3 separate regions of the Mus musculus genome follow, and all the other regions are linked to region 2. The links are chromatin contacts, found by Hi-C or POLR2A ChIA-PET in ENCODE. All regions are on one chromosome and are shown on one strand. The core of a region is the stretch at or near the end of the contact, and the rest is flanking DNA. Distances in the headings are between cores, read along the strand shown. Region 1 has its middle 8.0 kb from the start of BB123696. Region 2 holds the start of Nfil3 (nuclear factor, interleukin 3, regulated). Region 3 overlaps BB123696 (expressed sequence BB123696).

Region 1 (3,974 bases), core at 1,242-3,741, 220 kb before region 2:
AAAAACCTACTAGCCACCACTGTACTCTTCTTAGGAAGACTTTCCCAGACCAGCCTTCTGATACAAGCACATCTGGGAGCTATGCTCCTATCCCATAGTATTCCCAACGGCATTTCTCTGCTCCTCCGGACCCACCCAGAGCCCATGTAGATGCGGTGTCAGTTTGTTTTCCTTCCCCAATTTTTCATATTAAAAAAATGGCCTTAGCCATATTACATCCATAAGGCATCCTTCCCACACCTAGCTAGCTTTGTCTGGAATTGTAGAGCTACCCAAGGACCTGGTACTTAGTACGCTGGCATCTGTATTGTTCAACAACACCCTTTATTTAAGAAGGAAAGATGGGAGACACACTCTTTGGCACCCTGGGCTCAAGATTTGGAAGGTTAGCTACACAGCAGTGGCTCTGAGCAAGCTCAGTTTGTGTCATAAGGCTCTGGCTGGAAGTACAGGAGGGGGCCACTCTGAAGCTGTTAACGCAGTTCTCTCTAAAGGTGCCTGGCTGGCTGACCAGCTAACACTTTCATTGTCATTTCATGGGCACAGTGAGGAGTTGTGGTGGCCCCTTGACCCATGTGCCATCTTAGTCAGTTCTGGTGAGTGGGCTTTGCCTATCACAGTTTCCACTGAGTGACCAACACCTGGCCTATGTTGAAGGCTCTAACACAGAAAAATCTCTCCTTTAATCCAGTGGCCCTCTGGCTCCTTGGGACCTCTGCTTTGGCTGTCCCATGACAGAGTGCCCCATACAGCTGATTCAAACTTATGTCATTCCTGAGCCCTCTTTGTGCAAGAAATTTATATATGACCTGTATATGTGCTTATATATACAAAGTAAACATTTGCTGAGAAAAAAATCACTAAAAATTACTTTAAAACTAATTTCTATACATGTAAATTTTGACCTATGTAGCCATGGGCTTTTGCCCTTTTAACAGGGCCAGGCACGAGTTCCATTTCATATGCCGAGCCTTAGATTGAATCAGAAAGCAAGTGGTTACCTGTGTGGCATCTGTGCCACCATTGCACCTATGTCAGCAGCCATTGTGACAGGATCATGGGTAGGTGAAATGATCCTTTCTCTCCTCCTGTGGCACACACTGTACCTTCCAGTACCAGGAGAGGTAGCCAGTTGGACAAAGGTCCCAGCTGAACACCAGCTTGTCTATTCCATCTTCTGTGACTCAAGCATGTGGCCACTTCATGCAGTAGGGTCTTAAGGTCAAATTCTGGAGGGTAGGCAAGAGTGTGAGCCTGTACTTGCTGCGGGTGAGGGAATGGTCTGTGAGACCCAACTCCTGACAGAGTGTTTGCAATCACTGAGCTCAGCCATAAGACAAAACTATGGGGCTATGCCCATAGTTTAAGAAGTTGGAGTCTAGAGGCATGGTTCCAACATCTGTCAAACTACCTGATCACACTATTTTCAGTCCTTCTATGGTTTAGATCAACTTCAGTCCAGACATTTCAATACTAAGGCATGTTGTATTATTCTAAGGTACCTGACAACCACGAACCCCTCCACTGAAGTGTATACATACCCCTTCTTGAGGTGACTACATCTTGATCAAGGTCACAAATTCTCATGGAAGATGATCATGTGCTGCCCCGAGATGCTGTAAAGTCTACAGTCCATCTTCTCTATATATTTATTTCTTCCTACCCCTCCCCAGTCAAGGAGCAGAACGTACAGTATTAGACCCTGGAAGGAGGGGCTGGAAGAAGTTCCTCTTTCCTGACTTGGAGGAAGAAGGCTAGGTAGCTGAGGACCCAGCCAAGAAGCAGTGAGTCTTACTGACTCTTTTACAGCACTCCTGCAAAGTCCGAACAGAAATCATGATCCAGGTGACAGACACCACCTGAGGCATGTCAACAGGAAGGAGGTGGCAGCTATGTACGTTCAGGACAGAAGGTGACATGGGAGGTTCTGCTAAGAGCTGGAGGAAGAAAGAAATCTCAGGCGAGAAGAAAAGCCAGCTAGCCCTGAAACAAAAGGCAATTCCCCAATAACCCAAAGGAGGGGAGGCCATCAGAAACGCTCTCTGCCCCCTTAAGTGAACGCATCTTGGCACTGCTTGCTCCCTAAGTGGAAAGAAATGCCCTTTTAGAGGCAGCGATTTGCTTAGAAAAATATTCCTTTCAAATGTCTTACGATTACTGACACTCTCCTTAGACCTTGGCAGTGGCCTCCTGTGTGTTTGCATGAGAATATAAATGTCTAAAGATAATGTACTCAAAATACACTCCTGGAAAAGCGGATGGCCCTGGAATCAGGAGGCTCTTCCATCTTTATGCCATCTCTATCCACCACTTCAGGGGCCTGACTGTTCTCTTAGCTCTCGTTCCTTCCCACCCTCCCTCCTTTCTTCTCCCTCTTCCCTCCCCCCTTCCCCTAGCTGGGCAGCCATCCAGATGATTCATAGTATATTCTAGCTAAATTCAGCACAAAAGCCATCTAAAGCATCGGAAGATCAAAGTTACATCAGCGAACAGGCACTGGGGAATTGACAAGCAGCTAAAATTAGGACATTGCGGAGCCGTGGCCTTTGACGGATGGAGTGAAATTTAGCCTCTGGTTCGCTATTTAAAGATTGGTGACAGCACCCTTTTCTGTAGCCACAGCAAGCACACAACACAAGTATTCGGGTCTGATTAAGTGTTTAATCATCTCTGGCCCACGGCTGGCTGCGGCAGATGGACGGACTCCTAAGAAGTTGGGCCTTCATTCCCACACCGAGTCTCTCCAGCCCAACTGGTCCCTCCAGGCACACTCTGTAAAGCTATTTTAATCACTTTTACAAGCATTCCTGCCATCACACAGTTCAGCCTCCAAATCCTGACCCAGCACAAGGGTTTCCAGATTCATCATCAACTTAATTAAAACAAACAGATCCAAACAGCTGCCAAACCAATTCGTCAACTGTCCTACTGGCCTCTTTTCTTTTTCTGGTTCCTTCCGGTTTAAATGCAGTCCTCCTCACAGATGGCAGGTGTCCTCCTCTTTGGGTGTACCTTTGTTTTATGGCCATTGTCACCTCCCAGAGACACACTGGCTTCTGGAAGGACAATGTGGGAGCCCAAGATGACCATGATAACTCTAAGAGCCAAGCAGAGAACACTTCCAGGAAGGCAGTCAGCAGCTGCCTTGTCAACTTTGAACTGACCCCACCCTTGTTATTGATCCTTAGGGCCAAGGACAATGGTTTCAAAACAACTTGCATAACTTTCCTCCCTTTCCCTCTGAAACACTGGCCTGCCTCTGTCTCCTCAAGCCTGACCTTGTGGTACCTTGGCACACATTCCAGATGTCCGTGTGCCACCCTCTCCTGTTCTTCCTTGGGTGGCCTGTTTGCTGATTGGCTAACTTGGTTTAGGGTGGCTGTGGCCGCCTGCCTGGCCAGCAGTGACCAGCTCTGCTTCAGTCACCTCTGTGGCCAAGTTTTACTTTGTGAAGCCCCGAAGGGTCAGTGTGAGCTGCTCAGACAGAGGCAAGATGGGAAAATGGGAGAGAGTACAAATGGGGTGTCAGGCTCTCCAACAGCTACCTGATAGCTCTGAGAACCTGTACCCCAAGAGAGTAGAGGAAGAAAGGGAAATTGGGGTGGAAGGTCTAGACCATTCAAGGGGCACTGTAGTAAGTGCACCTTACACAGGATACAAAGAAGTCCTTGGTGGGCTAAAATGGAGAAAGCTGGGCATGAGCTGGGGAAAGAATAAAGGCCAAGATAACCTTGAGGTAGAAGCCAGCTGCTGGTCATGCCCCTGTTTTAAGAAAGGAACTACCTTAGGGTTACTATTGCTGTGATAAGAAATAAAAGTTTAGACAGAAAGGGTTTATTTGGTTTCTACTTCCATATCATAGCCCATCACTGAAGGAAGTCAGGACAGGTACTTATAGGGCAGGAACCTGGAGGCAGGAGCTGATGCAAAGGCCATGGAGGGGTGCTGCTTACTGGATTGCTCCCCATGGGACA
Region 2 (3,883 bases), core at 1,205-3,704:
CCCCGCCGGGTGGGCGGCGCAGCGGGGCCTCGGCGCCGCGAGGACCCCCGCGCCAGAACAAAGGAATGCGGGAGGGGCCGGGGAGCCGCGCGGGCCACCGCGAGGCGCGTCCAGTTGCTGCCCAAGGGGAGCGTCTTGGGTCGAGGTCTCTGCCTGCCACTGCCAGGCGCGTGCCCGGTCTCCCGGACCAGCGAGGGGCGCAAGGACGCATGATGAAAGGTGGCGCTGCAAAGTCCCCCCAGGCCCCCCGCCTCTGAAGGCTTGGGTCTCCCAGCCCAGCACGCAAAGTGGGTCAGGGTCTGCTGCTGGGGGGCCTACTGCAACTGCAGCGTCTTGGAAAACGGCTAAAATAGGGATAATATGTTCCAGGAGTCATCATCTAGAATGTCTCCGCCCCCTAAAATAATATTGTAGTTCAATTATGTAAATGGTACGCTAAGAAAACTATATCTCACAGACACTATTAAATACGTATATTCACACATCATTACACTAAGTAAGAATCCGGGAAGAAATTTAATATCCGGATACTTACCATATTATTCTATCTCCAAGAATAAAACTAGGTTATACAAGGCAAAAATACAATCTACTAACCTATATATACTTCCCATAACTCATATCTGATCTGGGGGAAATTATGATGTGAAATAAATACTTTTGACCTCATTAGCCGTTGTTATTTACAAAAGCCAGAAAAGAAGGTGTCACTTGGCCATTCCCTGTTGCCCTCTGAACGCAGCAGTTCCTCCAAAGTGTCCTTTAAAATGATAAATGGGGCCCCCGCGTTCACCAGCAGTCTCTGGGTGCTGCGAAATGCCTTCCTAAAAATACAGTCTTATCAGAGGTCTTGGAAGGCGTGGAGTTAAAACTACAGCAAATGGCCTTGAGCTCGTATTTGCACACAGCCCTGGAGAAACCAGAAATAGCACTGAGGCCAGGATTGTTAAAATGTGATAGGGCTATATTTAGAAAGACGTACATTTCTTTTAGGGTAAAAGACACACATTTGGCAAGCATGAGCTATGTCAAGGCTTAGTCGGTCGTCACTTTCCGGCTTAAAATATCCTTTAAAAGAACCAACAAAACCCCTGTTGATGGTGACATTCTTCAACGCTGAGATTGCCCTACTTTCTTTGTGGCAAGATTATAAAATCACGTAATTAGCTCCCTTTCTATGCTCAACAGCCAGCAAATTCGGCAGTTACATAACCTCACATTTCCAGGAATCTAGTAATGATTTGTCTTGTGGTGTCTTAAAAAAAAAAAAAAAAAAGCCAATGACGATAAGGTGAGAAAAAAAAAAAAGAAAGAAAGAAAAAGAAAGGCTGATGAAACGCATCGCATTCCAGTTGGGAAAAGTGGGGAGGCAAACGTCACAATGGCTCGTCCGGGTTTTAAAAATAACACCTCGGAACATTTAAGGAGCCCCCCCTCCCCCGCGCGCATTAGTGTCCAAGACTAGGATTTCTTCTTTCTTAATAATGAACTCCATAGAATCGTTTTTTAAAATATGCGTATTTGGGACGATACAGAGGTACCAATAAGGATCTAATAGCCAACGCTGCGCTAAAATGACCAAATCATTGCACACAAATCACACGCGCACATTCTCACATCAGTTCGTCCTCGGTGCCCACGTTTCATCGCTGGCCCATTATGCAATGTAAGAAAGGACACATCCCTCCACCTTCCCGAGGGCTCGTAAAACACGGTGACGACAAACGGGTTGGAAAACGTCGGTGCCGACACAGCGCCTGACACAAACAAACGCCGCGCAGGCATCTCCGATTGCCGTCACCGTTGGTACTCCCAATCCTCCTAAGCAAATCAAGACTCAACCCTCCCCTTAGCTGGCCCGGATTGGGGACTAGCGCGGAGAGACCCCGGAGAGCAGGGCAAGTCGTCTGGCTGCTAAAAGGATCGGCCTCCACTCCGCCTCCACGGCGCGCTCTTCGCCACCGAAACATCAATTTTCCTGAAATCCGGAGACATTATGCAATAGCGGGGAGGAGGAGGGAGCGCGCGGCAGCCCGGGCTACGTGCGGGCGCCAGGGCGCTGCAATCAAAGCAGCTACCTTAAGGTGGCGAGTCCCCCCTCCTGCCAAGGCAGCAAAAGTTTATGTAATGCATGCCCCGCGCACACTCGCCGCCTCCCGCCAGCCCTGCGCCGCGCCCGCACGCATCCCGCGCCCTACGCCCGCCGGCCGCGCGCTCCAAGAGCGGGCACGGAGCAGAGCAGGGCCCCCGGGGCCGCCGGTGGGCGGAGCGCTTACCGTGGTTCTGCTCCCTGGTCCGTGAGGGGGAAAAGAAAGGGCGGCTGTAACCGGGCTGGCGGCGCCGGGGCGCGATTCAAGCTCCGCCGGGCCCTCAGCGGGCGGTGGCGAGGGCGCGGCGCGGGAGACGAGCGGGCGCGCCGGGTCCGCGGGCGCCGTGGCCGCGCCGAGAGATGTGTGTTAGTAGGTCAGTTCCGAGCGCCGCGCTACGTCGCCGCCCGCCAGCCCCGCCGTGACGGGCGGCGGCCGCCCCAATCGCCGCGCCCGCGCCCGCCCCCGGCCCGCCGCCACTGGCCGCGCCGACAGGGGCGGGCTCCCCACCGCCCCGCCCCGCCCCGCCCCGTCCTCTCCGCCGCGGCGCCACTGGCAGTCCGCGTCCTTCTCTGGCCGCGGCCGCAGCTGCTACCCGCTGTCCGTGGGGACCCAGGCCGAGCGCTATGTTGCGCAACGGGACGCACCGCGGAGCAACCCGAGGCACGCCTAAGAGGAGCCCAGGACCCTTTTGCCCATTGCCGGCCGCGCCCTCCGGGTCGCTGCGCTCGCTCCGTGGTGCCAGCACCTTTTTTTGTTTGTTTGTTTCCCGGAGAGCCACAGAGGGCCGGGCTACCTGTTGCCAATAGAACCCCGGGTGAGGGCTATGGGGACACGGGCGTGGCGGGGACCTTGGCCTCCTTGTGCCCACGGTCCCCTCTGAGACCGGGAAAGGGGCGCGGCAGCCGGGCTACTGAAATGTCCCGCTCCTCTCCCGGGCAGCGCCGCAACGGTAACACAAACAGCGCTCCCGACACAATTAGGGCGAAGACGACCCCTACAAAGTTGTTGCGTAACACGGTTGGGAAACCAAGCTAGACCCGGTTGGTCTGTGTCCCCGACCACGTGGAGAGGTGGCGGCTGTCTCCGAGGACCTGAGAGTCCGCGGCCTCGGTGTCCCCGGCTGGGAAACCTACCCGCTTTCGGTGCTCGGGCTAGAGCAAGCCACGGAGGGCATTCCCCAAGCATCTTGAACTGGTAGTTCTCCTCTCCTTTCGGTTCTCAGTGAACACGCCAGCCAGCCCCCACCCCACCCCCCTTTCCCCAATTCCTGGGATGTACAAAAGACATAAGGAAATGGGAGACAGAGCATCTGGTGGCATGTTCTTAAGTCAGTCATCGGGTTGGCTATTGTAAAGGAACGTGGCAAACACTCCCCGCGTTTACAGACACGTAAGATTATAGCCGGCCTTGGCAAAGGGAGCCATATTCCTGACAGTGACGCACGCGCTTGCCCAAATACGGAATGTGGCAGGTGGCAAGGTCCTTGAGCTCGGACTGTGGGACCTGGGCTCGAATGATTCCCTCACTCAACCCCCTCCTTTCTCATTTTTCAAAGAAAGCAAACCCCAAAATAAAGAGTGAGTGTGCGGGACCCCCACCCGGAACATCTCACCAAGTGGATCTCTTTCCATTTACTCAAGACACACAGTAGTAACTCCACAAATAATCTCCGAGGCACATCCAGTGGTGATTTAAATGCCATTCACCGTTGGACTTTTGGACGCCTTCACAGGGCAATAATGATGGAGTCTAGCTGGTAAAATACCCCTTAACCAATAAAGCCCCCATAGCAC
Region 3 (4,001 bases), core at 1,407-3,906, 250 kb before region 2:
CAAGTCAAAGAGATCTCGTGTTTGCTGTTTCACTCACCAAGCTGGACATTTCATCTCCATTCCAAGAATTTATTCTCCTCTAAACGTTGGAGCGCAGTTGTTTAAATTAAACACTTGACATAAACCCATGATTATCTGTAAAGAGGAACCTCAGTTGAGAAAATACCTCCATCAGTTGCCTGCAGGTAAGTCTATAGGGCATTTCCTGGGTTAATGATTAATGTGGGAGGCCCCAGCTCACTGCAGACAGTGATACCCTCAGGCAGGTGGTCCTGGGTTCAATAAGAAAGCAGGCTGAGCACGCCTTTAATCCCAGCACTCGGGAGGCAGAGGCAGGCAGATTTCTGAGTTCGAGGTCAGCCTGGTCTACAGAGTGAGTTCCAGAACAGCCAGGGCTACACAGAGAAACCCTGTCTTGAAAAACATAAAAGAAGAAAAAAAAAAGAAAAAAAGAAAGAAAGCAGGCTGAGCAAGCCGTAGGGACCAAGTCAGTGAGCAGTGTTCCTCCACGGTCTCTGCTTCGGTTCTGCCTCCGGGTTCTTGCCTTACCTTCCTTCAGTAGACAGTGACTGAGAGTACGTAAGCCAAATAAACCCTTTCCCCCTAAAATGGTTTTTTTGAGCCTTTATCAGAGCAACAGAAGCCCTAACTAAGACAACTGGCCCAGCTGTATCCCAGCAGCCCCAGTGCTCGCATGCTGCATTCTAATGTGTATTTGATAGGTCTACTTTTGATAGCCTTGGGTTTCGGTATCTCCCTCCCCTGAGAATCCACAGATGCTCCAATGTCGTCTGTAAAATGCTTAGTGTTGCAGACTATGCACGCCTTGTCACCATGCCTCCATTCTCTGTCACACACATAATGAAGGTAAGTACACGGATGGCTTATAAATCGTGCCACCTAGGCAAAGTGACAGGGGAAAGATCTGCACATAATCGAGGCACAGACTTGACCAAACGTTCCCTACCCACAATGGTTGGCTCCACGGGCGTAGAACGCACACAGGAGCACAGTTGGTGTCTTTACCTCTGGCACCCTGAGAGCATTTTACACTTCCTCACAACCAGAAAGTCAGTCAGAAAAATCACCTTGTGATTAGCAACTCTGTGAAAAAAATAAAGACTTGTGGCAGCATTTCTTGCTGTCGTATTCCATATGTACTAACATTAATTCTTTTGATCGTGTGTGTGTGTGTGTGTGTGTGTGTATGTGTGTGTGTGTGTGTGTGTGTGTGTGTGTGAGAGAGAGAGAGAGAGAGAGAGAGAGAGAGAGAGAGAGAGAGAGAGCTCAAACCTGTGCCTGTACACAGAGATCCAAAGTGACCAGGTGTCCTACCTCATCATTCGCTACAATATTGTCTTCAAGTAAACAGGGAGCTAGGGTCAGTCAGCCAGCCCCAGAGATCCTCCTGTTTCCACCCTTCACAGCTCTGGAGTTAAACCTGGCTCTGACATGCATGCCAAGGACTTGAACTCAGAGCCTCATGCTGGAAGGGAAAGCACACTTACCGGTTGAGCCACCTCTAGCTCCCAGTCAGCCTTAAGACCTGTCTGCTCTCCCTCCATGGAGCTTTTCCACAGGAGCCACCCCCTCTGAGAGAGCTGCTTCTCAGGTCTTCAGCATGAGCGCTGCAGGCCACAGGCATGAGGAGGTGCTGAATTCCATACCCGTCCATGTGAGAGTGCCCTGTACCCTCTATTCCCCATTGAGCTCTCCTGAGGCATTCACCTTCCCTGACCATGGGTGCCAGAGTGTCTGTGAAAATGTCCTGGGCATTCCCAAACTAGGAAATGGCTCTGTGGTCGCCATTCTGTTCAGCATCACTTTGAAAAGATACAAGCAAGGGGCTGGAGAGAGAGATCAACCTGTAAAGTGCTTGCCACATAACCATGGGACCCTGCGCTCCATCCCCTGAACCCACGTGGCAATGTAAGTTTGTCATCCCAGCCCTGGGATGACAGAGACACTCTGGCCAGCCAGCACAGCCCATGTAGTGAGCTCCAGGTCTCAGTGAGAGACTGTGTCCCAAACCAACAAAAAAGATGGCTCCTGAGGAAGGATACTGGGCACAGGTGCACACATATCCACAGATAACACAAACATCAAATGAATAACACATCTGAAAAAATTCTTACTCTCAACGATAGCAAACAATATAAAATTTCAAATCAAATTAAGGTTCAGTTCAAGCAAACATCAAGGAAACAACATTGACCTTAGGTCAACAGTAAGGATAATGATGTTTGAGGCTTCTCAGTGGGGCAGAGCTATTTACAAGTTATAAACTCTTCAAGATGTTACCAAAATTCTGTGGCGTGCATCATGAGCGAAAGCCAAACCCTCATCCACCAGGGACATTGACACCACCAACCTGCTTGCTCGCCTCTGTTCCATAGACACATGGACTAATTCAGTCTTCAGGCAGGCAGGGCCACATGGCCTGGACCAATGGGGCTGTGATACTGAAATGCACAGAAGAGTGGGTGCAGAGCAAGCCTGGGTCTCCCCGAAATGCTGGTATGTAGATTCCCAAGTTGGAGCTTCTTCAGGCTCGTTGTTAGCCAACCATGAGACACAGCTGGTACCAAACAGCCCCTGGCTTCAGTGGCTTAACAGGACAAGGCTTGCTTCTTATCCTCTTCTATACCCAGTGAGGGTGTTGATCAGCCCGTGCCAAGATGATCTTGGTGATGTGCCAAGATTCACATCAAATGAGGTTCACTGTAGCATTACTGTGATGGTATAATTTTTACAACACCCTAAATGTCAGAAAATAGGAGCTAGTGAAGCAAATTATGGCCCACGATAGAATACTGTAATAAATACTTTACAACCAAGAGGAGTGATATATTGAAGATCTTTAGTAGCAGTTGGGGAATTTTTCCCCCAATAAAATATTGAGCGAGAAAGGCACACTGTGCGATCACTTCTCTTTTTTTGTTTAAAACAACCGACATGCCCACAGAAGAGGGAGTGGTGAGAACCAGAGAGACGGCTCCAGATGAATGATGAACAGACCATGGGGGGTGGGAGAGGGAGGGGTGCGAGCAAGGGACGGCAGTGGAACGCTGAGAGATGCTCTTTCACGCAGTACAGAAAAGCGAAGAGTGTTTTCCAAAGCCTTGGGAGCAGCGGTGGGGATAAGCAAAGACTAGCTTCAGGCAGACCGTGTTGAGCAAGAGGCCTGCTGGGTGAAATCACTGAGTGGGCTCGGTGCCAGCATAACCCTTCTCCCTTTCTTTCCCCCAACAATGATCTCAGGTTGCAGCTCCCTACCAAGGTTGAAGGTGGATAAACAGAGGAGTGCCACTAACCACGCGGATGGACGTCCAAAAGCCTTCTCATGCTGGCTCACGAGGATCTTAGGCGTGGGTTCCGAGACATGCCATAAAACGGCTCAGAGAACTCGGACTGCACGTCCCCAGGAGTTTGAAAACCCTGCCAGACCTTGGTTGTCCAGGAACATGGTGTGCTGAGGGAGGGTGTTGGCTTACAGACAAACAGGACATTTTCTAAATGATCAGGGCCTGTTCCAGGAAAAAGCCTGAGGAGTGGAGGTAGGGTGGATCTCAGTGTTTTCAGAAGTGGCCAATGGGTTGACCAAAGCACTCTCCATGTCTCAGTCACAGTGACAAGCTCCAGAGAGTCCACCATTAGTCTGAGGAGCCCCTGCAACTACAAGGCTCTTCCTTCACCGTCCCGGAGTTTCCTGAGTCACAGCATCCCTGTCTCTGAACACTCTGGGGTGAGACATTCCTAGGGAGATGCTGAGAAGCCTGGGTAGGAGCCTATGAATGCCTCAGCAGCTACAAATCACTGATGATCTCCAACTCCTATGAGCAGCTAAGGGAATAGTAGTGTAGTCGATAGTAATATACGCGCAAAGAGCAGCCATTGCGAGCACTTGCTGCGCTTGCAGAGGACCTGAGGCCAGCTCTTAGGATCCACAATGGATGGTTTATAATGCCTGTAACTCCAACCCCACAGTATCTGACATCCTA

What was found. Hi-C counts contacts between places; a loop is a spot of excess contacts on that map. ChIA-PET counts read pairs that join two places held with the same protein, here RNA polymerase II (POLR2A).
Region 1: a loop to region 2 is called in a map of heart, with 4 times the contacts of the local background. The contact joins the enhancer-like site here to the promoter of Nfil3 in region 2. A Hi-C loop is called at or near these places in 1 of 37 maps with a recorded cell type or tissue (heart). POLR2A ChIA-PET finds 5 or more read pairs at or near these places in 1 of 5 experiments (Patski).
Region 3: a loop to region 2 is called in a map of gastrocnemius, with 13 times the contacts of the local background. The contact joins the enhancer-like site here to the promoter of Nfil3 in region 2. A Hi-C loop is called at or near these places in 1 of 37 maps with a recorded cell type or tissue (gastrocnemius). POLR2A ChIA-PET finds 5 or more read pairs at or near these places in 1 of 5 experiments (Patski).

What each region holds. Positions count from the first base shown.
Region 1 is chr13:52,763,245-52,767,218 of GRCm38, forward strand. No RefSeq gene overlaps it. Among named protein-coding and RNA genes, the nearest start is that of BB123696, 8.0 kb to the left of the region's middle. Within about 2 kb of position 2,492, at least 1 of the 3 ENCODE cell types and tissues checked has a DNase peak (open chromatin) inside an H3K27ac peak, as active enhancers do; it is heart, where a contact is called at or near this core.
Region 2 is chr13:52,978,585-52,982,467 of GRCm38, forward strand. It overlaps Nfil3 (nuclear factor, interleukin 3, regulated), which reads right to left and starts at 2,455. Exons shown (of 2, transcript NM_017373.3): 1 at 2,277-2,455.
Region 3 is chr13:52,732,995-52,736,995 of GRCm38, forward strand. BB123696 (expressed sequence BB123696) reads right to left here. Exons shown (of 3, transcript NR_027893.1): 2 at 38-135. Among named protein-coding and RNA genes, the nearest start is that of BB123696, 22 kb to the right of the region's middle. Within about 2 kb of position 2,657, at least 1 of the 3 ENCODE cell types and tissues checked has a DNase peak (open chromatin) inside an H3K27ac peak, as active enhancers do; it is gastrocnemius, where a contact is called at or near this core.